Regions from separate parts of the Mus musculus genome. Here regions 2 and 3 are each linked to region 1. A link is a loop called in an ENCODE intact Hi-C map of the cell type or tissue named here. Cell type or tissue: left cerebral cortex. All regions are shown on one strand.

What was found. Peaks named below come from ENCODE experiments on the same cell type or tissue, not always from the same donor. Only the 100,000 strongest peaks of a DNase experiment are listed, where the experiment ranks them.
Region 2: it touches region 1 in a loop (9-fold over the local background); 2 of 42 quality-filtered maps call a loop at or near these places.
Region 3: it touches region 1 in a loop (2.4-fold over the local background); 7 of 42 quality-filtered maps call a loop at or near these places.

What each region holds. Positions count from the first base shown.
Region 1 is chr16:57,386,528-57,394,527 of GRCm38, reverse strand. The region is part of intron 1 of Cmss1 (cms small ribosomal subunit 1); the gene reads left to right. All of the region lies in intron 1 of Filip1l (filamin A interacting protein 1-like), which reads right to left. Among named protein-coding and RNA genes, the nearest start is that of Filip1l, 37 kb to the right of the region's middle. In left cerebral cortex, no CTCF peak of the experiment used is centred here; DNase peaks (open chromatin) are centred at 1,035, 1,292 and 4,503; H3K4me3 peaks cover 300 bases; H3K27ac peaks cover 1,874 bases.
Region 2 is chr16:57,262,305-57,270,304 of GRCm38, reverse strand. It overlaps Tmem30c (transmembrane protein 30C), which reads left to right. Exons shown (of 8, transcript NM_027651.1): 7 at 97-306; 8 at 3,711-4,166. The coding sequence ends at 3,895. Among named protein-coding and RNA genes, the nearest start is that of Gm26800, 13 kb to the left of the region's middle. In left cerebral cortex, no CTCF peak of the experiment used is centred here; DNase peaks (open chromatin) are centred at 1,681, 1,996 and 3,130; H3K27ac peaks cover 344 bases.
Region 3 is chr16:57,594,003-57,602,002 of GRCm38, reverse strand. The region is part of intron 1 of Cmss1 (cms small ribosomal subunit 1); the gene reads left to right. Among named protein-coding and RNA genes, the nearest start is that of Cmss1, 8.9 kb to the left of the region's middle. In left cerebral cortex, no CTCF peak of the experiment used is centred here; a DNase peak (open chromatin) is centred at 4,432.

The sequences.
Region 1 (8,000 bases):
AGGAGGAAGTACTGGGAAGAGGGGGGAATAATGTTAATTAATAATTAATTAATTAATTAATTAATCAAGAAGAACCCTTCCATAGAATAAAAGAGAACTGTTGGGCCTGGAGTTGCAGGCCTGTAATCCAAACTATTCAGGAGACCAAGCAGGAAGACATCAAGGCCTTTTGGCCAACTAACTGTGAGAGACACTTTGAGAGTCTCAAAATCAAAACTAGGCTCAGCAGGTAAAGGCGCTCACCACCAAGCCTGCTGATCTGAGTTTGCTACCTGAGCCCACATAACTAAATGGAGAGAACAGGTCATCTCTGATCTCCACACACCTTCTGTGGAATGCACACACTCACACACACACACACACACACAAATATATAACTTACAAAATTTTAAATAGAAAATAAAAGAAGCTTGGGATGTAGGTCAAGAGTAGAACAGCCTACGATCTGTGACTACTTTGGTACAGCGACCACAGAAGCTGAACCACTCACCATCCATTATGTGACCGTTAACATTTGCTGGATTGGGACCAAATGAAGCCAATGTGTACATTTAAGTACAATTGTGGTAAATTAGAAGATTTGGACAGAAAGGGGAGAGAGGCACTGGTAGGCTTAGTTTAAGACCAAGAAATCTGGAAGTCTTTTTCCTTCAGATTTTCAACTGAACGCTGAATAAGGAACTCTGGCCAGTGGGAATTCTATGAGTACCTTCATTCTGTGTGTTCAGTCAGCCTTTCTCAAAAGCCAGAGAGTTTCAGTGCTACTAAGTACCCAGCTCGTGTTGTTGCTACTGTGGCAGCCAGGGCTCGCATCCCAGCACAGAGCAGGATCTATGGCGGTCTGCAGGACTTCCCATAGAAGTTCCCTGTGTGGATCTTGGCAAGAGAGGACTTTATTAAGAACCTTCCTACTCTTTTAAGCTTGTGTCCTTTTCCTATTAAAACCCTAGAGTCCAGCATTCATTAACTAGCTTTCTCCACCTCGATTACACACCAGTGTTCTCACACATGGAGGACGTAATGGCTTTCCTGTTTCCGTCCTGGGCGACAGTTTGCACACTGGTGCTCCTTCCGCCTTTTCGGTCTTGCATGTATTAAAGCAGATCGTCTTCCACAGTTAACTACAGTGAAAGGTTTGGACAGGCTTTCCCCCCCAACCCCCCACCCCTCCATAACTGGAAACTATGAGGCAGATCCTGTTTATAGATGTGTAACCTCCAAAGCAGCTGATATGCTGTGGTCCTTAGAGACTCAGAGCTGGTTTCCCAGCAGTGGCAGCGGCAGCGGCGCTCTAAATCTGAAAGCCCCTGTGAGCCCTGCAGGCAGACGGGAGCCCTGTGCAGCTTTCCCAGGGCTGCACCAGACTGCAAAGGTGTGGCTTCAGAGCTTCCACACCGCACTCGGGATGACAAGATCTCAGAGCTGTGACTTCAGTAAAAATTGGGGCCGTCTTCTTTCTGCATTAAATATCCTTTAAAATCTGTTTTCCAGAAGAATTTTTCCACTCTAATATGTAACCTAAATGCATCTATATATCTTCCTTTCAGTATTTGCTCAAAATCTCTTATCACAGTCCAGAAATCCTTTTTACAAAGTTGTTCCATAGCCAGTATGCTCGGCAACTTGCTTAAAAAACAGAACCAAAACCTTTTTCCCCTAAAACAAGTACAAACTTTACCTAGAAATATATATATATATGCATTTTTGAAGCTTAGTTTTTATTTTTTTAATCTCGATTTGTATGCCAAATAATTTTATTTTTCTTTTCTAAAGTGACTACTTATAAAGCTTTGTTTATAGCCTCTGTATCTTTCATGATTTATTTCGTTGGTTTTTATTGGTTTCTCTTTGTTTAGTTTGCCTTGGGGACAAGCCCAGATTCCCCAACAGGGATATTAGTTGATAGAAACCATTGAAACCAGAAGTGGACAGCCTGAAGCACTCCCTAGCCAGTTTTTGCTAAAAGAGGCAACATTAATGAACCATGGTTTACTTAACAAATAGCAGACTCTCAGTAAACCTGTGTGTGTGTGTGTGTGTGTGTGTGTGTGTGTGTGTGTGTGTGTGTGTGTCACCCATCCACACATATACATACGTATTGGGACAAGAGGTCCGTGTTGAATATTTTCTGTGATCACTGCACCACACCTTGTCTTTTGAGACAGGGTCTCTCACTGAACCTGACACTAGACTGGCTATCCAGGGAGCTTCGAGGATCCACCTGTCTTGGTCTCCCCTCTGCCCATTGCCAGGATTGCAGAGGGGGCCACCATGTCCACCTCCACCCACAACTCTCGGGTCCCCTTGCTCATGCAGTGTGAGCTTTTCTGGCTGAGCAGTCCCCACAGACCCAGACGTTTTCTTTCTAGTCCTGGGGATTGTATTCAGGTCTTCCTTTTAAAAGTCTCTCTTTCTTTGGATGCTTTATAGTTAATGCTGATAGTTAAATGCTAAAGAAGACAGACATTAGAGTTTGTTATGAATCAAAGAAACTAAACGGCAACAAAATGTTTTAAAGTTGTCCAACAATTGTAGGGAATAGGAATATAAAAGAGTTGACATCTTTAAGAACTCTGGCCAGCTATTCTCAAGTTGTTGAAACAATAAGTCTGGGAGAGAAAGGTTAAAGAGATATGTTTGAGTACTGAATGGCACTGGGTCTTCTGTGTTCTGCTAGTTATTTTGCATTTAATTGCAATTTAAGACCGGCTCAAAGGGTAGTGGCACTTATGGGTAGAGGCAATTTGGCACAGGTCTGATGACCAGAATTCAGTGTCCAGATCCCACCAGGTGACCAGAGAAAATCCACTCCAAGAGTTGTCCTCTGACCTCCACACACACGCCATGGCAGACGGACCAAGGAGTCTAACGCGTGCGCGAGTCAGGGGCTCGTCCGAAAGCCGCCGTGGCGCAATGAAGGTGAAGGGCCCCGCCCGGGGGCCCGAGGTGGGATCCCGAGGCCTCTCCAGTCCGCCGAGGGCGCACCACCGGCCCGTCTCGCCCGCCGCGCCGGGGAGGTGGAGCACGAGCGTACGCGTTAGGACCCGAAAGATGGTGAACTATGCCTGGGCAGAGCGAAGCCAGAGGAAACTCTGGTGGAGGTCCGTAGCGGTCCTGACGTGCAAATCGGTCGTCCGACCTGGGTATAGGGGCGAAAGACTAATCGAACCATCTAGTAGCTGGTTCCCTCCGAAGTTTCCCTCAGGATAGCTGGCGCTCTCGCTCTTTTCCCGACGTACGCAGTTTTATCCGGTAAAGCGAATGATTAGAGGTCTTGGGGCCGAAACGATCTCAACCTATTCTCAAACTTTAAATGGGTAAGAAGCCCGGCTCGCTGGCGTGGAGCCGGGCGTGGAATGCGAGTGCCTAGTGGGCCACTTTTGGTAAGCAGAACTGGCGCTGCGGGATGAACCGACAGACAGACGGACACACACACTAAATTTAGAAGTAACTTAATATTTGAAGAGAGCTCCATGTACTGTTGTCCTTGTGGGATATCCCAGAGATTTGCATTTACCTGTCCCTCATCCATCCCCACCAAGATGGCAAACTCAGGCTTAAGACCCAAGGGAAGCAAAGCCCTTCCTCTTTTAAGGCGAATGCTTGCAAGGCCCATGGGAAAAGCCAAACTTGCTCATTAGCCAGAGGTCGCTTGCTGAGCCACTTACTTTTAGAGTGGTATTTCTCCCCCCTCCATCTATGTATTTGGCAGGGAGAGTGGAAAAGACTGAATGGTCTCTCAGTGTGTGAGGATGTTATGTCATCCTGTCCAGGGGCTACTTACTCATTCTTGCTCCTGCTCCTGGCCTGTCTGACTTACTCCTTTTACCTCCTCCTCCTCCTCTTCCTGCACTTCTTTCTCTGTTTTCTTTCATCTTAACCTCCTTATTACACGTAAACCAAGTGAAGCCATGTCTAGAGTATGAGTTAAGTTACTAGGAAACAATCACATATTGTGATACTAACTCATCTATAAAGATACAATTTACAGATACAGAGAATTTCAAAACAAAGGGAACAGAAACCAGGATCTGTTAGTGCCTGGCTTAGGGCTGATTGCCTCTGCACTATAAGGGGGTGGGGGTGGGGAAGTATTTGAACTGTTAGCTTCTTAGGCTGACACTCATGAGCATGAGGATTCTGGGGGCCTGAACTGGAGCCCAGAATTCTTCATTTCTAGTCAGCTCTACAGGCAATTCCAAGATGGCAGCCTTCAGACCTCACTTTGAAGGCGGGGTGTTGTGTTGTCTCTTAGGCCCCTACTGTGTAGAACTCTTGGTCCTAGTCTTCCTTTAACCACATGGCTCTGGGCAAAAACTATGCTTCCTGTAAGTGCACTGTTTTGTCCTCCCTGTGAATAACTGGGGAGGATATCTGTGAGTCATCTTGCCTCTAAAACTGTAGCCAGTAATTTCGATCAGAGTTAAAAATACCTCCCTTTATCACTGGTGAGCAGAATTCTGTCTGCTTTAACTCTCGCCATATGCCTCTCTGCCTCGGTACATATGCTCCCTCTGTTCCGAGTTCTTAGATGTTTTGCATCCTCCTGAGAGAGTGTGTGGTGCAAAATCAGAACTCCAGCTGTCCCTTTCCTTTTTGATACGTACGCACCGACATCAGCATCTACCCAGGGCTTCTGGCGGCCCGTCCAACGTCAGTTCTCCATTTTGCTGTATCTCCCTTCCATTACAAAGTCTCATCTGACTTGTGGAGTTGCGACAGTCACCCACTTGCTCCTGACAAGCTTTTGAGGTTCCTTCCACCCACTTAGTTGGGCCTTTGAGTGCAAGGCTGGTCGGGGTACGCTTACGTAAGTTTGTTTGCAGATTCCCATTGGGTCTCTCAAGGTCACAGACAGCCGTCTTTTGAATTTTGTATCCTTTGAAAGAATAGGCACTCAGACACTAGTATTCAGCAGCAAGACCTTAGGAAGAGTAAGAAGTTCACACACATGTGCTCTCCCATTCTGAGCACACCGCACACACCCGAATTCACTTCCCAAACAGTGACGCATGCCATGTTTAGGAAAAAGACTGCAATTTTTTTTAAACCTTTTAACCCCTGTTGTAATCTGTGAAGCAGAAATGCTTTCACCTCACTTGAATCTCTTAGGACAACCACCAGATTCAAAGAGAAGCTGTCAACAAGAAAATGTTTAGTCGCACGTGCCTGGATGTGGCCTTCAGGGAACTTATAGCATACAATCAGCTTAAGAAAATATGTTTTCAGATGTATAGAGTTTACACAACTGAAGAAGAAGAAAGTAATATTAAAGGTAGGTGAATTGCAAGGCAAGCTTCATTTCTACTATGATACCTTAGAACAGAAATAAAACAGCAAGGTGAATTCATGAAGAGTTACAACACAGGTTAGGAACACCTAGTTTCTTATATTTTGACTCTAAAATAGAATTCGGATAGTTTGATGGCCAACTTAAAGTATTGCTTTTACCAACAGTATTAAGTTATTCTTTTTTTTTTTTTCTTTTGGTTTTTTGAGACAGGGTTTCTCTGTGTAGCCCTGGCTGTTCTGGAACTCACTTTGTAGACCAGGCTGGCCTCGAACTCAGAAATCTGCCTGCCTCTGCCTCCCGAGTGCTGGGATTAAAGGTGTGCACCACCACGTTATTCTTATCTGTAGAATTGAGGAGTTTTTTAAGATGCTGTATTTTATATGCTGGTTTAATAACCATTTTGTCTCAGCATTTTAAGATACACACATAATATTGAGGGGTATAAATATTTAGTCTCACTCCCCAACTTAAAAAAAAAAGAAAGTAAATTTTCAGTCTCCAAATATATTGGAAAATAAGATCTTACAGAAATGTGATTTTTCACTGTAATCTTGATATTATCTTTAGTATCAACTTATGTGTAAAAACCTGTTGAATAATCCAGAGCAAATACAGAAATTTGTCTAAATTTTTCTCCAGCTTGAGTCTAAGACATAGAACAGTGACTAATACATGGGAGGGGGGGATGTTTTAATTCTGTGTTGCTGCATAACAAACCATTCTAAAGCCTAATGACATAAAGCAACCGTAGTTTATTATTTACTGAATGGGACCAGCTAGATGGCTCATGACCACATAGTACGCTAAGCTCTGGCATTGTGTTGATATTTCAGTTGATGCTAAAACATAACAGAATGACCCCTCATCATCCAAGGTCTCTCTTCCCTAACCCCTCAGCCATCCACAGTCTAGGACAGATTTTGTTACAGCACAGTATCTGGCTTCTGAGAGGCCAGAAATTGAAGTACCCAGACTATTTCCAGGCTTAAACTTGGAAGCTGTAGAAAGATTCCGCACACACACACACACACACACACACACACACCACTTTCTCTGTTGGTCAAAATGATCACAAATCCAGGCTACATTCAAGATGAAAAATCTTTACTCCTCCACAGGATGACATACAAGGATCTTTAATTTATTATAATTTACTTGGTAAACTTTTATTAGGTAGTCATATGAATATTGCCTTAGAAAATTTTTGTGTCCTTAATTAAACTGAAATGGTATTTGTTATCATTTTGTAGAAGAATTTACATTGTACCTCATGGAAAAACAAGGGATATTGTAAAATGTCAGCAAAAGAATGGTAGATTTTTTTTTAATCTTTGGATTGTTACTAGAACCATATCACTTTTAGTAATGAAAACCCCACATAAGTGTATGAAATCAGAACCTTCTGGGTTTTTTTCTTTCCTGTGAAGTTCTATGATTTTTATGAGATTATATGAATTCCCAAAACATTAGACATATTTTTGAACAAAAATAAGACCATGGAGAGCCCCAATTTTTCAGGTAGGGTAACTGCCAATTTATAATTCCTTCACATTGTTGGTCTCCTAACCTTATGGTTCAGTGGGAAAAGCTGCTTGTTGCCAAGTCTGGCCTGAGTTCAGTCCCTGGAACTCACAAGGTAGGGAAGAGAACTGACTCCAGAGTTGCCCTTTGACCTCTCCATGCGTGCTGTGGCATTTGCATACCCACGTTGTCCACAAGGATGATGTGGAGGGGTCTTTCTTTTTATTAAAGTACAATACACTTACAGAGCGTGGTAGCTCACACCCCTGAGAAGAAAGAAAAGGAGGAACTGAAGGAGAAAGAAAGACAGAAAAGTAGTCAACAAAAAAGGAGGGGGACAACAGGCATGGTGGTGCCCACCTTTAATCCAGGCACTTGAGACTCAGAGGAGGAGGAGGATGTCTGTGAGTTCAAGGACAGCCTCAGCCTGCTGTATACTGAGTTCTTGATCAGCTGGGACCCCTGAAAGAAACCCTGTCACCAAAGAGGAGGGAGGAATATTGCCCACTTCCTGTTGTTACGCCCGATACCTGAGGCTTGGACAAGGCAGGGGCTTATTTGGGATCGTGACTGGGTGGTCTGCAGCTGTGCAGCTAGGTCTGATGAGGAGAGAGAACATGCAGAAAAGAGAGCGGTGCAAGATGCATGCAACAGTTACTAAGCCGCGCCCGCCCGTGAGAGAAGACTTGAATCCATTTGTAAAGGCTCTTTCCCGTATAATCCAAACACCCTCCCCTCATTCCCATCCTGACGCAGAGGAAGCAGGGCTCCAATGCATGAACTAAAACAATGGTGGATGCACAAAACCATCTGTAGCAAAAGTTCCCTCAGAGAAGAAGAGTGGCTTGGGGAGATGGGAGCAAGACATTCAGACTTTACAATGTGAGAAATTAAGTTCACCACCAAAGCGATTAAGTGTCCCAACCCTTAGCTTTATGGGCTCTTTTAATGTTCCTCGCTGCTGAAGTATGCTAGCCATTGTTCTTAAAGCTCTCACTCCTAGCTTAGGGCAGCCGGGAGCAGACTGTGGCTGTGACTTTCCCTGGGTCCTTTCATAAAGGGCTTCTCAAAGTTTACTGACCATGAACATCTGTCATGGAGTATCAGTGTGTCGATGCCTTAGACTCCTTCATGGGCGTTTTCAGTTTAATAGTGGGAAGTTTTTATGGTTTGGATCTGAAATGGA
Region 2 (8,000 bases), 120 kb after region 1:
TTCTCTTTCATTGGGAATGCAGTTCTTTCTCGTTGGGGAAACTGAAGGGCGAACTGACTCTTCTCTGTCCTATTCCTCATCCCCCGCCCGCCACAGGAAGTTCGAAGCCTCTGCACTGGGCCAAACCTATCTATGAACTGGATCTAGATGACCCAGGGAACAATGGCTTTCTCAATGAGGACTTCATTGTGTGGATGCGGACGGCTGCCTTTCCCACTTTCAAAAAACTGTACCGCCGACTGAAGCGCGTGCACGCCTTCGCTGAAGGCTTACCTGCTGGTAACTACAGTTTGAGCATCTCCTACAGTATCCTCCTATGCCACGCCCCTTCCTCCGAGTGAAGGCAAAATCTGGCTACTAGTTGTAGAATTCTTTTATTCTGTGTGTGTCCTCCCAGCAGATAGGTGGAACACTGTGAAACAGCTTGTCTTGTAGGAATGCCCGCGAGGGGAAAGCACCGCCCCTTCCATTCAGGGGGCTGGGGGTGGGGCTTGGGACTGAGGTGTCAGGGGAAAAGGTGCAAATTTTGATAGATTACACTACTGTATTTTGGAACCCTCCCAAGAAAAGGAGCCCCAAAGAAGTGATGACTGGGTACATTACATACTGGTTTTAAAAGGAGTTATCAATTGTGGAAGAACACCTGAGGGTTGGTGTGACCAAATTTGTTTGTGCAGATTCCTGATGGCAACAATATTTCTTCCTTACTTCTTTGTTTAAATTCCTTTTTTCCTTCCTTCCCTTTCTTTTTTCCTTCCTTTTTCTTCCTTCCTTCTTTTCTTTCCTTTCCTTTTCTTTCTTTCTTTCGTTCTTTCTTTCTTTCCTTCCTTCCTTCCTTCCTTCCTTACTTCCTTCTTTTTTTTCTTTCTTTTTTTTTTTTTGTGACAGAGTCTCACTATGTAACCCTGGCTGTCCTAGAACTCCCTCTGTAGACCAGGCTGGCCCTAACCTCTTGCCTCTGTCTCCCAAGTGCTAAGATTAAAGATGTTTATCCCCACACCTGACTGAAAGTCTGTCTTCACATGTCTGAGGCCATTTGTCATCTCCCGCTACATTTTCAGGAGAGAGTGGAAGGGGAGTGTGTCCTCCTTGTCCTTAATGACTTTCAAATACCTTCAGCCAAAACAGTGTGCAGAAGTGGCAAATACAGGGTCCACTATCAAATATCATCATGTAACTGTGTCCGGATTAGATACTTAATATGTCTTTTGGTGTTTTGTTTTGTTTTTTTAAGGACCAGCAGCCAGTAGCACTGTCAGGTATGGTTAAATAGAGGAATAATTTGTCCTCAAGAAAGACCAATAAATGGTAGAGCCTAGACATCTAAAGCATTGGGGTAAGGCACTGTCGTATAGAGTGGAATGAGATGAGGGAGTTAAGAAATTAGAGGGGAGGGGATAGTAAGAGTACACTTGGAGGGTAGACTGGAATAGCAGAAACTGACAGAGACGATAGAACTTTTAGACAGAAGTGTGTTAGAGCGAAGGAAACCCATCTCCCCCGCTTACCACCCCAGGAAGGGTGAAGCTTCTGTCCGTGGCCAACCCTACCTATGAACCAGATACAGACGAGCCAGCAAGCAATGGCTTGCTCGATGAAGACTTCACTGTGTGGCTACGGACAGCTTGGCTCAGGCCCTGCCAGGAATGCTGTGAGCTGTGCGCTCCACATGTGTACTCTTCCTCTCTTCGGATCAGAGCCAGCCAGTGGGAGTTGATGTCTTAGTAACAGACATATGGGCCAAGTTAGGAGACATATGTTTGAATAACAGATTGTGATTTTTTTTCCCTTCAAATTCAAAAATACAAATGTGACTCTTGATTTAAAAAAAAAAAAACGTAGATTTAACTATAAAGTGTAACTAAGCCTTATCTTTAAGAAGTTATAAATTTACACGTAATTTATATTAACTGTGGTCTTCAGAGCTCATGTCTCCAAAGCAGGTAGATTTCTTAGGCAGGCTCACACTCAGCTTTGAATCAGCCACCCAGTTAAGCACGCGCACCTCTTACAGCATGCCAGGGTTACTGGCTGAGATTGTTCTAGAGGACACCCAGCAGGCCAGAGCTGCTCCACACGGACTGTTCACTTGTGTAGTCTCCCTAGCTCCCAGTGAGGTTGAATGAGAAACTCCTGTTTCTCTTTTCCCCCAGGACTGAGCAAATGTTCTTCCCCTAAACTCTCTCCCTAGTCCCGGGATAGAAAACCACAGTGTGAAATTTCTTCTCTCTCTCCTCCATTTCTTCTCTCTCCTAGAGCAGGTTTGTAGAACTCTCCAATGGGAAAGTAGAGCTGCTCCTCTGTGGGATCCCTGCTGACTGACATCCCTGTCCTATCCACCTTTGCTTTCTCTTGCAGTGGTTGCTTTAAAACAGGGATAGAACGTTGCCTGGTGACTGTCTCTCAAGTTGAATCTCCTGACCCCACAGACCTGTGTCGACCATAACAGTAAAGTAGAGGAGAGATGGCACAGACTGAACAATGCTGCCCTCTCCCTTGGCTGTAATGAGTCTGGGATGGGAATGACGAAAGGAAGCCATACCCTAAAAGCGATACACTGTTTCTATTCTCCTCTCTGGACATGCTAAGTCTCCTCCATGATTCTGCTAACAGCCACACTTGGCCGCTGATTGGAAGCTGATTGTACACAGCTTCAATGCTGAGTGTCACCCCCTGCTTGCACTCCCCCTGTGTGATGGCTTAAGAAGTAAACCTGGCCTGCAGCATCACTCTCTCCTACTGGAAGGGAAAAGGGGGGGTCTGGAGGTGAGGATAGGACTCTTTCAGCTGATCTAGGAGAGAACACAGGTAAGGCAGCACTGGAAGATAAAAGACCAAGTGATAATGAAGGGAGAGAGAGAGAGAGAGAGAGAGAGAGAGAGAGAGAGAGAGAGAGAGAGAGAGAGGTTTGTTCCTAACATAGTTCCTTGTGCCTTTAAATAGTTCATTGCCAAGAGATTGGAAGCCCTTTAAGGGCTTGGCTGGGAAATGCCTCTGTCGTCTGTGTTGCTATGAGAAGGCTTTGTTTGTTTATTAGTTTCATTTACAAAAGGCACCAGATGTTCAAAACCCTCAGGCCACAAGCCCCATGAAGATGATATCATTACAATGCTACATAGCAAGCCCACTTCAAACACTTTCTCACAGGCAACAGGACACTGACTTTTCAAAACCATGACAAGCACCCTGCTTTTAGATTTAGAGTTCTCACCAAAAAATGTTTCTGTGTTCATCCTGAGGCTTTATTTATTGTTCTTACTCCTCGGAAGGAATTTTCTCTGTTGAAGGGACTCAAGCCTTATCCAGTTAAGGAACTTGGCCTTTTCTGAGTCTTCTGGTTCACGAATAAAGCCTCAGGTTTGCTGTGAACGAACGCTGTCTCTATCCTTTGTGCTACCTTGGACTCATCAAAGGGAATTAGATTATCTGTTCACTAGCCAGCTATTGACAAGTCACCCAGATCTATTTGTGTCCACATCTTCTCTCTACACTACAGCTATGTTGAAGAGAGCCTTGTTATGACTAATTTTATTCTAGCAAGATAGAGTTTTATTTGACTGCGTGGAAACACATGAAACAGAATAATCACCTGGGTTGGTTTTCTTTTGTCTGTGAAAAAGATCAATTTTATATAACTTAATTTAGTGTGTTTGCATATGCTATGGTATAAATGACAAATACTGAGCCAGGTCCTTAACAGATCTTCTTAGACTTTCCAGTAACCATGTTCCAAGGAGAAAAGTCCATTGTCCTTTCCACTCTGACATGGATCGGGGGAGGAGGCCTTTTCTTGGGGCTGACTTACACAGTGACGGGGGCACTGACGCTGTTGGCCTCTTTTGCCATCCTGACGATTCACTTGATGCTGAAAAGGAGTAAACTGAATTTCCTGTAGAGGTGGTGTCCAGATTTAAAGAGAAGAAGAGCAGAAGGCAGCAGCAGACAATGGAGTGATAGACCCAAAGATCCCTGGCAAAGCTTGAAGAGTTCCTGAGCCACCTCAAGGAGGAGTGCTGGATTGATGGAATCCAATATAATCCTAACTACAAGGATAAATGACGAGGTTCCCAGAGTGTGTGTGGGGGGGGGGGGAGGAGGAGCAAATAAAAAAATATATGTACAGTAAAATGTTCTTGGAATAAAGATGAGAAATGTTTTTGAACTCTAGACCAAGTGTTAAGAATCAGTTTGGAGTCCTTGTACCTCAGAGTGGGTGAGTTCCCTGGGGGTCTGCTCTCAAGGCAAGAGCAAGTGAGCCAAAACTGAGTCCTTTTAGCCATCCAGTCAGGCTCAGGCTGGTGGCTGGCTGGATGACGTTATAGACTTCCAAAGACCAACTGTTGAGCTGAGCAACAGAACTGAGTCACAACCAACTTCTTCTGTTTAGACCAAGCAGTGCTTAGCCACCTCCCGAGTATCCAAACTAAAATACACCAAAAAAGCAAGTTTCTTTCATGTTACCCAAGATAAAAAGCATTAGGAGTGAGACCTCCGCTATCATGGGTCACATGCACGCTCCCAGGAAGGGCCTGTCCCAGTCAGCACTGCCCCACGGCCACAGCGTCCATGTGGCTAAAGTGAAGAAATGGATTTACAAACTGGTCTGACTCCCTCCCAAATAGGTGTGAGCCTGAGGAACTCTCACGGTGTGGCACGGGTCTGTCTTGTGACTGGTAGTAAAATCTTAAGAATCCTGAAGTCCAAAGGCCTTCCCCCCCCCACCCCCCACCCCCGCCCCCGATCTCCCAGGGGACCTCGACCGTTTGACTAAGAAAGCAGTTCCGGCCTGAAAGCATCTTGAGAAGAACAGAGACGATAAGAATGCTAAATGCACCTGACTCTGACAGAAAGCAGAATTCACTGGTTGGCCACTACAGGACTAAAGTGGGTAGGTACTCCCACCCAACTGGAAATGTGAGTTGTCCACAGCCTCTGCTCTAGTGACATAAACTCTCTAGTGTACACGATAAAATAATTTTTGAGTAAAAGAAAAAGCATCAGGAATGACTGATTCTTCAAACTGTATTGAGCCAGTTGAGGACACAAACTGATACTAAAACGACACTATCTGGAATACAAATGATAGCTGGCCGCAAACCCACTCTCAGTCCAGGCTGGCCTTGAACTCATACTCCTCCTCCTTCAGGATCCCTGTGCTAAGACTGCAAGCCCGAGCTACCACACTAGTTACATTACTTATTCACCCCCTTGTGACGGGTGACCGAACACCTGGCAAGAAGCAATTTAGAAAACGGTCCTGATGGTGCACCATCTTTAATCCCAGCAGTGAGGAGGCAGAGTCAAGTGGATCACTGTGAGTTTGAGGCCAGCCTGGTCTACATAGTTCTAGGGCAGCCAGACTTAAAAAGAAAAAAGAAGATGAAGCAGCAGCAGCAACTTTTTTTTTTGGCGGGGGGGGGGGGGGAGAGGGGGGCGGCGGTATTTTGGTTTAGAGTTCCATCATGACAGGGAAGGCTTGACTGTAGGATTCAAATAGTAAGACGTCCATGACAAGACTGGTGTGACGGTTAATACTGGCAGGTAACGTCTTGGAACTTAGACTTGCTTAAGAGCCGGAGCCGGAGCCGGAGCCGGAGCCGGAGCCGGAGCCGGAGCCGGAGCCGGAGCCGGAGCCGGAGCCGGAGCCGGAGCCGGAGCCGGAGCCGGAGCCGGAGCGAGCCGGAGGCAGCTGGCCACATCACATCCATCAGGAGTCAGAAATCAGAGAGAAAGATGCATGCTGGTACTCAGCTGGCTTTTGCCATTGGTGTAGTCTGGGACTCCAGCCCCTGGAATGGTGTTTCCCACATTTATTTTGGATCTTCCTCCTCAATTTGAAGTAGATAATTCCTCACAGCTATTCCCGGAAGTTCGTCTCTTGAGCAAGTCTAAGTCCCAATACGTTACCTGTCAGTATTAACCGTCACACCAATCTTAACATGGATGTCTTACTATTTGAATCCTACCCATAAATATAAAAGATGTAAAAGAATAAACGTGTTATTCTAAGCCCAGAGCGAGCGGCAGTAGATCACCATACCAGCATTTGGCAAGGCTGTAGTCAGTAGTTGTTTCTGGTGCTCGTGTGCCCTGTCCAGAAGACAGCCAGGAGAAGCGCACCACTTCAGTCATACCCACTAACTTCTGACCTTGTGTTCCTGGTCCTTTGGCCCACAACCCTCCTTACAGTGCTAATTAGGAAAGGCAAATACAACCGTTGTGTCTCAAACTCATAAGGATATAAGGTATAAAGATGCTGTATCAGACAGGGATCTGGAGATAAAACAGGAAAAATTTGGTGTGTGTGTGTGTTAGGTTGGTAAATAAACATTTACTTTTTAAATTTGGCTTGTGTGATTGTTAGGAACTCTACATTCTAATAAATGAGTCCTGCTCAAGAAAGGGGTTGCAGTTAAAGGCCAAAGAGTATTCTTCTGGGTAGAGTTACTCTGTAGACAAGACTCTAAGGGTCCCTGGTGAGCGCTCCGTCTTGCTTAGGGCTTCACACACTTCGTAGGACAATCTGCTTTGTGAAGAGTCCACACTAGTCTTATGTCAACTTGATGTACAACCTAGAGTCATCTGAAAGGAGGGAATCTCAATTGAGGAAATGTCTCCATAAGATCCAGCTGTAAGACATTTTCTTAATCAGCGACTGATGGGGGAAGGCCTAACCCACTGTAGGTAGTTCCATCCCTGGGCTGCTGCTCCTGAGTTCTATTTTAAAAAAAGAAAGAGAGAGAGAGAGAGAGAGAGAGAGAGAGAGAGAGAGAGAGAGAGAGAGAGAGAGAGAGAGAGAGAGAGAGGGAGAGGGAGGGAGGGAGGGAGGGAGGGAGGAAGGAAGGAAGGAAGGAAGGAAGGAAGGAAGGAAGGAAGGAAGGAAGGAAGAAACAGGCTGAGCAAGTAGGCCAGTAAGCAGCATCCTCTATGGCCTCTGCATCAGTTCCTGCCTCCAGATTCTTACCCTGTTTAAGTTCCTGTTCTGACCTCCTTCGATGATGAATCACTAATCCTAAGACACTATACAAAAACACAGTTTTATCCACAAAAATTATGCCTTTTTCTTGCTTTTTCCAGAGCCAATACCCCAAAGCAGTTTGTCCCCACAGAACTCTCACCCTGGGATAGTCTGGAAGTCCTCCTTATTCACATCAATTTCCCCAGTAGTGAGAAACTAGAATTATCTGACTTCTGTTGTCTCCCATTCATTCCACACCCCCAACCCACATCCCTACATTATGACCGACTCTCCTCTTCTGCAGGTTTTTAAATTCTTCATGTACGTGTCAGGATCTCACTGTGTTGCCCAGCCTGTCTTTATTGTGTATGCTCAAATGATCCTCCTGCCTCAGCCTCCTCAGTGTTGGAACCACAGGTGTCTGCCACAGTGTCTAGCTTATCCTGAAATTACCGTGAAGCATTTAGTGAAAGCTTGGGACAACTGCTGCTCTAACCTGTCCCCAGTCCTAGCAACAGCGCTGAGAACAGAAGGAGAAACTCACGAGAGACCAAGAGAGAAGAAACAAACTGAAAAATCAGAGAGTTGTGTGTGTGTGTGTGTGTGTGTGTATGTGTGTGTGTATGTGTGTGTGCGTGTTCGTGTGCGTGCGTGTGTGTGTGTGTGTGTGTGTATGTGTGTGTGTATGTGTGTGTGCGTGTTCGTGTGCGTGCGTGTGTGTGTGTGTGTGTGTGTGTGTATGTGTGTGTGTATGTGTGTGTGCGTGTTCGTGTGCGTGTGTGTGTGTGTGTGTGTGTGTTTGCAGGGGAGGGGAGGGGGCTACACAAGAGCTTATGAAGAGGAGCTTAGGACTGTTTGAAAACTAAGATCTTTAAGGTCTTTCTATTTTGGTGTGTATTTCACGTTCAGGGTCAGCAGTGTTAGGAATAGAACCAAATGGGTGGAGTTACGGGTGAATGACAATGTAGAATTGGGCTGGGGATGTAGCTGAGTTGTTGCTGGTGTTCAGGTGATCTGTCCTAGGTCTAAGAAGGTCTGATTG
Region 3 (8,000 bases), 210 kb before region 1:
ACTCACTCTGTAGACCAGGCTGGCCTCAGAAATCCGCCTGCCTCTGCCTCCCAAGTGCTGGGATTAAAGGTGTGTGCCACCACAGCCCGGCCCATCACAATTATTCTTAACCTGCTTGTCAAGTGAGATGAGCTATTAGGCTGAATTTTGGCCTACTTAGCTTACAGATGCAGCTCCCACTCAAACTCGGGCCTTTAGTTATATATTTCTTTGGAAGGAATTTGAAATATAGCTCCGAGAAAACTGGCTTTTATTAGTTACCCAAGTATTTGGTCCACAGTTCTGTTAGATAGTAGACCAATTATATTCTGATTAAAATCAGATAATATGATTTCAAAAAGTTAAGAGTAGTATTCCAGAAATCACCGAAGCTGAATAAACAGTAGGACTCTAGCATAAAACTATCCATTTTTATAAATTTCATTATTTTCATTCACTGGGAATTTTTATCTATTTCTTAAATTTAATTACAGTGACTCTAGACATTTAGAATAGTTTCCATTCAGAATTTAAACAATTCACATGTTTCACATGTGTAGATGGTGTACTTTGTCCATGTCCACTTCACCCTCGTTACACTGCTTCCACTCCCTTCCACTCTTGTTAAACAGGTTCTTCCCAGTGAGCTGCCCTCCCACTTCCATGGAGGATAGCTTCTTTTATTTCTCTCTCCCTTCACCCCCCTCTTTTTTTAACCCTTCAAAATGGCCAGATTTCTTGAGAAGGGTTATGCTGAGGTGGCAGGATTCTGTGTCAGTTGCTTTGTATGTCAAACACTATGTTGTTGAAATCCAGGTCATGTTCAGTTCTTAGTTCCATTGTGTGTTATGCCCTAGATATGTCTTGGAGTAAGCCTGTGTTGTAATTGGTAATTCTTTTGTTAAAATGGAACATTTTGTAAGACTTTTGTCTTAATGAGAGAACTTGATTACCATTTTAAAGTGAGTTAACTGCTGGTGATCATAGAAATGTCCATAATTATTTTAGTATAACAATTAATACAAATATAAATGTATGCAGTAATACAGCAGCTGATTATCTTTAGTCTAGATAGTTTCCCAATAATGACACAGAGAGACCAAGATTGATTTAATCAAGCTTTACTGAAGTACTTGGGCAGCCACTGATCTATTTTAATCTTCTAAGCTAACCTGGCACCTCCCTGCCAAAACCCCTGAGATCCTTACATTTTAGTTCTGGTTTGACTCTCTGGGCTTTAGATGTATTTTCCCATGATCTATCCTCTTGCCCTTGCCTCAATCTGTTTTATGTTCTCTCTCTCTCTTCCTCTTCCCCTAGCTGGCGGAAGTTCCACCTTATTTTCTCTTCCCTCAGCCATTGGCTGATCCACTTTTATTGACAAGACAGAGAATAAATGGTAAGCATTGTTTACACAAACTTGAGACAGGAAACGAGATAAGCATTACAATGCTGTGTGCAAATTGAAAGAACATGGGGACAGAGAAGGTATCATGTAATACAGGATAATCTTTACACAGCACGCAAAACAGTATCCTGTCCTTTTGTTTTTGTTTTTAAATTTGCTCATGAATTTATGCCACCTTGACATAAAACTCACTTGGAAGAGTTCCAGCATGGAAGAAAATGTTAAAAACTTCAATATATAATATATTTTGTATTACTTTTCAAGGTAAAAGTTTCCTGGGCACTTTGTTTTTTTTTGAGACTACTGATAGTATATGTTCATTTTTTTCCAAAAATTCTAGTTTATATTGTTCTTATGTGTATGGATGTTTTGTCTATATGTATATTTATTCACCATGTGTGCAGTGTCCATGGAGGCCAGAAGAGGGCGTGAGAATATCCTGGCCTCACACTCATGACCTCCTGCCGTTGCTTCAGAGTAGTAGGATTGTAGGCACATGCCCAGCTTGTTTTATGCTTCTTCTGATCCTTTTGGTTTTAACACTAGGAATTCTAATATTTTATCTTTCCATTAGCATAATGAATGGTGCCCAGGCATAACCACTTTTCCCCATCCCTACCTTACTTCACTGCTGTCTCTGAGCCGAGTTTCTCACCCGTGTCTTGATTGAATGCTCATCTTGAGTTTGCTTGAGATGTAGTATCCCATGCTGTGCATGCTGGGTATGTGTCTTGCTTTTGGTATCAGAGCTTCTTCACCTTCATGCATAGTCTCTTTATTCTATTTTTTCTTTCTTCACTTCCTGTTCTCCTTTAACTGTGACTTTTCTGTTTTTTCCCTTAACTTGTTGGTCCTCCCCACAGTCTCCCTCTGCCACTTGCCTGATGCTGCATTCCTCCTTAGCTTGTATAACAGTGCTGCCCAACCTCCTCCTCCTCCTTCTCCTCCTCCTCCTCCTCCTCCTCCTCCTCTTCCTCGTTCTCCTCCTTCTTTCTCTCTCTCTTTTTTCCTCTCTTTCTCTTTCCCTCCCTCCCTCCTTCTCCTTATTAAATGCCTCCTGGGAAACACCCATCACTGTACTGGCATCAGTGTACGCATTGAAACAGTTTAGCTGAGTATAGAGCATGTCAGTTCCTTTGCTTCTGCTCGGGGGCTCATTGTAGAAAGCTAGTGGAAATGTAGTGTTTAGCCAGGAGGATTTCTTCCAGGCCCATGCCTCTAGTGTTTAGTGATGAGTGGATGAAATCATTGACCCCCCTTCAAACCCTGAGGATTTGTGAAGTGTGAAATGTGTTTAGTCAAAAATGCCTCGTCTTAAAACTGTGTTCATAATGACTCCTTTCTCTTGATTCAGTGACACGACTTTGAGTGAGATAAAAAACAGTGACTATATGTTACTGCCAAGGTTTTGTATGCATCCTCTGGTGACTAAATGCAATATTCTGTTACTGTCATCCTCCTGGACTCCTGGTCCAAAGCTTTTGCTGAATCTACCAGTTTTTGTGTGTAACCCTGAGGGAAGGGATGTGAGTAAAGATGCCATATGAGATGATAACTTATTGCTCTTTTTCATAAGTACCCAGAACAATGATTTATATTTTCCTCTAAAGTCTCAGTAGTAGTGACCATTGGTTCTCGTATGCTCTGACTACGATAGAAAGTCACAATGCTAATCTAAAGACTCATCTTACATGCCAAGCAATATGACTCCATGATTCTTCTTTAGTAGAGGAAATCTGCTACAGAAATAGGAAAGGAGACTGAATGTTAGCAGTCAAGTATGCACACATCAATGGTTATTGGGTAGGCCACACCAGGGACATAATCAACTATTATAATTTTGTTGTTTCTTCCTCCTTATAGCTAAGAATTTCTTTTCTTTCTTATAGTCAAACAGAAATGATGGTTTTTAGACCTTAAACTTTGATTTTAATTGTTAATGCCGTTTTGGTGGAACTCATCCTACTTCCATGAAGCAAGTTAGAAATTCTTGCTAGTACATTTCCTTAGGCAGTGTGAGTATGTGGTAAAGTTCCATAGAATGAAGGATATCTTCTTTGCTCACAAAAAGCTCTTGAGCTGTAGTAGAGTCCAATCTTGTCTTGGGCTGATGCTACAGTCCAGCCTTGGTTAAAAATGTCATTGCGACTCGAGTAGTTTGCAGGAATGTTCTAGTGTGTATATATGCTCACGTAGAGTTGAGAATTGTGTGTAAGCTGTTCCTTTGAGCAAGCCCTGTACCAGGTCTGTCAACCTGTGAGCCACAGTATAGCTTGCTGCTTCGCTATTTCCTTGACAGATGGCCATTCTTCTCTGGTCTTTCATGGTGGTGATTGGAGCTTACCAGCTCTTTCTGGAGATGAATCTTCCTAGAGACTACATAGGTATGACTTACCTTTTCCCTTTTATGTGGAGGAAAGTGTTAGAGGTGACAGTTCTTACGATGTGTAATTTCTCGCAGTCATTTTGATGACTAGACTTATCCACAGGTCCCAAGGGTGTTTTGGTGCAAAGTCTACTGAAGCCTGTAGATTTGGGTTTAGGGATCCTTGTTGGAATTCTCTGCTTGCATACTCCCTTGATCTTGAATCAGACAACAGCAACGACAACAAAGACAAAAGGCAGTTATTGGTACAGGCAGTTAGAAGAACATGGTGATTTTTTTCAAGACATGTAGTTAGTTTGGGGTGTTTGAGTTCGAAAGCACTAGGTTCTGGGGATCTATTGGATTTAAGATAGTTTGAGGGAAGATATTTCAGGAAACTGTTTCTGTAAACTCATTGTGTAACTGTGCTTTTAATCATAGTGTAATATAAACACAGAGTAAGCCTAGCTCTTCCTGCTGATCAGTGTGGGATAAACAAGGGTAGTATCTCAACTATCATCAGAGAGCTCTGCAGTTTCCAGAGAAAGATTTCATTTGAACTGTGTCTCAGAGCTTCACTTGTCCGGATCCTCAAAGACCTCAGATCGGAAACTGCTGTTGGTAATAAGATGAGTGCTTTTGCTCATGTCCTTCATGTAGGGAGCCATCAAGTATAGCTGAGAAGTGGACTGCTTCCAACTAGGTTGCTTATGAGAGGATGTGGAAGCAGTGGAGGTGGAGATGGGCACATTGCAGAGGCAGGATTATCTGTTTGCTTACTGGTTAACATAGAAGGACTTTGGAAGGAGTTACATAACCTGGGTGATGTATAGGCTGAAGGAGTAGATTAGCAGAATGTTAGTTACATAGATGGCTAAGAACTAATTTTTCCACTTTTTTTTTAAAGGGACAAATGAAAATGTTTAAGAAAACTTGCCTAGCAGTGGTGGCACACGCCTTTAATCCCAGCACTTGGGAGGCAGAGGCCAGCCTGGTCTACAGAGTGAGTTCCAGGACAGCCAGGGCTACACAGAGAAACCCTGTCTCGAAAAAACAAAACAAAACAAAACAAAAAAAAGAATACTTGCTGGCAATAGACTGGAAGTTTTCAACACCGTGGATCTCTTATTATCCGGTTGACTATAAGATATATGTTCTTTCTTTGTCATTTTTGTTTGTTTGCTTGTGTTGTTTGGTGGTGGTGGTGTGTATGTTTGAGACTAGGTCTCACACTGTATTCCAGCCTGGTGTGAAGCTCACCATGTCCCCACCCAGGTTTGCTTTGAACTTGTGGCAGTCTTTCTGCCTGAGTTGATTACCCCCCACCCCCTTCCCCAGGCACATCATTCTTTTCTTGCTTTGAGTTCATAAATGTGAATATTGTTAAATATCTTAAAAGTTCATTGTATTCAATTGTTGTAGACTCTAGTACTATTTATATGAGATACCATCTTATAATTATCCTTCATTTTTTTTATTTTATTGTACTGATTGAGTACATCGAAATCCCTTTGTGTATTTGTTTATGTTTACCTTAAACTATAGTATATATGACTCTCATCATATTCCATAATCCCAAATTTTTATTTTTTATATTTTTTTGTTTTTTTGAGACAGGGTTTCTCTGTATAGCCCTGGCTGTCCTGGAATTCACTCTGTAGACCAGGCTGGCCACGAACGAAGAAATCTGCCTGCCTCTGCCTCCCAAGTTCTGGGATTAAAGGTGTGCGACACCACATCCGGCTATAATCCCAAATTTATGGTCTGATACTGTTGAGCTTTTTAACTCCCAAATCACTGAGTATTTGATTTAAAATGTATATTAGATGTATCTCTCTTAAGTAGAGGAGTGTAGACTGGAATGCACAATATCAAATGTTCTGTCTCTGATATGACAAGTACTAAGTTATGAATATTGCTTCAGTTTATATATATATATATATATATATATATATATGCGCACGTGTGTGTATGTGCACGCATACACACATGCTCAGATACTAGCCTGTATTTGTTCTTAGGGATTGTGGATCATAAGAGAGTTTGAAGCCGACTGAACTAGAAGGGTAGAAGGTGTTTGATGTGAAGGGGATTAGACATTTATTGCTAGAATTGCTAATGAAACTTAATGTAGAGTTTTAGACATGGTTTTGTAAGGGAGTACAAATATGACCTTCAGATGCCAGTGCAAGTAGTTAGAGTTTAATATAGTAGTAACATTCACTCACTTAAAACAAACATATAGCCTGGCGTGGTGGCCCATGCCTTTAATCCCAGAACTTGGGAGGCAGAGGCAGGTGGATTTCTGAGTTCGAGGCCAGCCTGGTCTACAGAGTGAGTTCCAGGACAGTCAGGGCTACACAGAGAAACCCTGTTTCAAAAAACAAACAAAAAACAAAAAAACAAAACAAACATATAGCACCATGAATAGTTTTCATGTGCAAGTGCTGCACAGATCAAGTCGTCCTGTACGTAGGCACAGAGGGTGTTTAGCTTTATATTCTCACCACCTTTCTGGTGTTAATCCTAGACATGCCAGTGAGATGGTCCTAGTCCCATTCCAGTCTCATGGCTCCTGACTTGGCTTCTTGGTCTCATCTAGCACTGACAGGCTGTGTCTACATTCTTGCCTCTCAGACAGGCAGGTGTTTGTTGTTTATTTTAAATAATAATAATAACAACAACAGCAATCAATGTCCAAATGAAGGAAGGAACAACTTGGCACTGTATTTCAAGTACCTTAAAATTCATCTCCATTTTTTTTTTAAGTTAGAGACCTTTTCTAGAAAGTAACTAGAGAGACGAGTAAAGGTAGTTATTTTTGCATTAATTAGAATGAAAAAGTAGACATAGATAACAATGATGAGGGTGTAGTAAATGAATTAAAGTATGATTATATAGAAGCACTATGATGTCATTACATAGTAATGACTTTAATAACTTTTCAAGTTATAGGAAAATGCTTCTACAGAATTTTTTTTAAGAAACTAAGAACTACAAATTGACTTCCTTCTCTGAAACACTGGGAATCAGAAGTATTTTGAATGTCTGAATATTGGGACTTAATCTGCATATACACAATGAGATCCACATCTAACCACAAAAGCCAAATATATATATATATATATATGCATATATATATGTGTGTGTGTGTGTGTATACATATATACACACATACATACATACATATACATATATATTATACAATAGAATGAATATAATTTTATACATTAGTTTTGGTGTAGCTGTGTATTGACCACTACATGTCATGTAAGATAAGGTGTGGAGTTGTCCACTTAGGACATTATAGTGGCACTAAGAAATTAGACTTTATAATGGCACTAAGAAATTAGACTTACAACATTCAGGTTAGGCATGCAGAACCTGTAGATCAGTGGTTTGCAACCTTCCTAATGCTGCCGCCCCTTAATACAGTGCCTCATGTTGTGATGACCCCTATTCCTGTTGCTACGTCATAAGTGCAACTTTGCTACTCTTAGGAGTCAAAATGTAAATATCTGATAAGCAGATGGTCTTAGGTGACCCCTGTGAAAGGTTGTTTTACACCTAAAGGAACCAGGACCCACAGGTTGAGAACAGCTGCTGCAGATTGTGCATCTGTGACATTAGTGGTCCGCTCAGGTTAGTGGTATTGTAAGAGCTCTTTGTTATTCTCAACACTTTCTAAAAGCATATAATTACAAGATGCTATACTAAACTGTTAAGACATGAAACAGGAAAATTAGCAGAGATAAGGTCATTTCTATGAGTGTCCCCCAAACACCTAACCATGAACGACAGAAGCTTCAGTTGAAATCTGTTTCAGCCTTTCCCGAATAGCTTTCTGTAAAGCCCCTTAACTTTGTCAAGAAGTACAGAAGTTTTCTATAATTTAGTGTCCAGAGTCCTTGGTGAGGGGTCATTTAAGTTGTTCTGTAGCCATATATATAGAATCCACATTTTTAATAAATTCTTGAGGGTAATTTGTTCTGGTGCAGGGAAGGGTAGCCTGCTGCTCTTGGAGAAAAACTGCTGTAGCTGAAGCTACTATAGATAGATCCCAATGTTTTCTTTCACTGGGAACTCGGACCTGCCAAGGTAGGAGAGGTATGAGAGGAGTGCCTTGGCCCAGTGGTCACCTGGCAGGATGTTCATCAGATCCTAAAGTGCATGGCATGCCCAGATACTGTTGGAGCCTAAGATGCTGCGTTTCATGAGCCCCGCAGGTCTCTGTCTGAAACACCCACC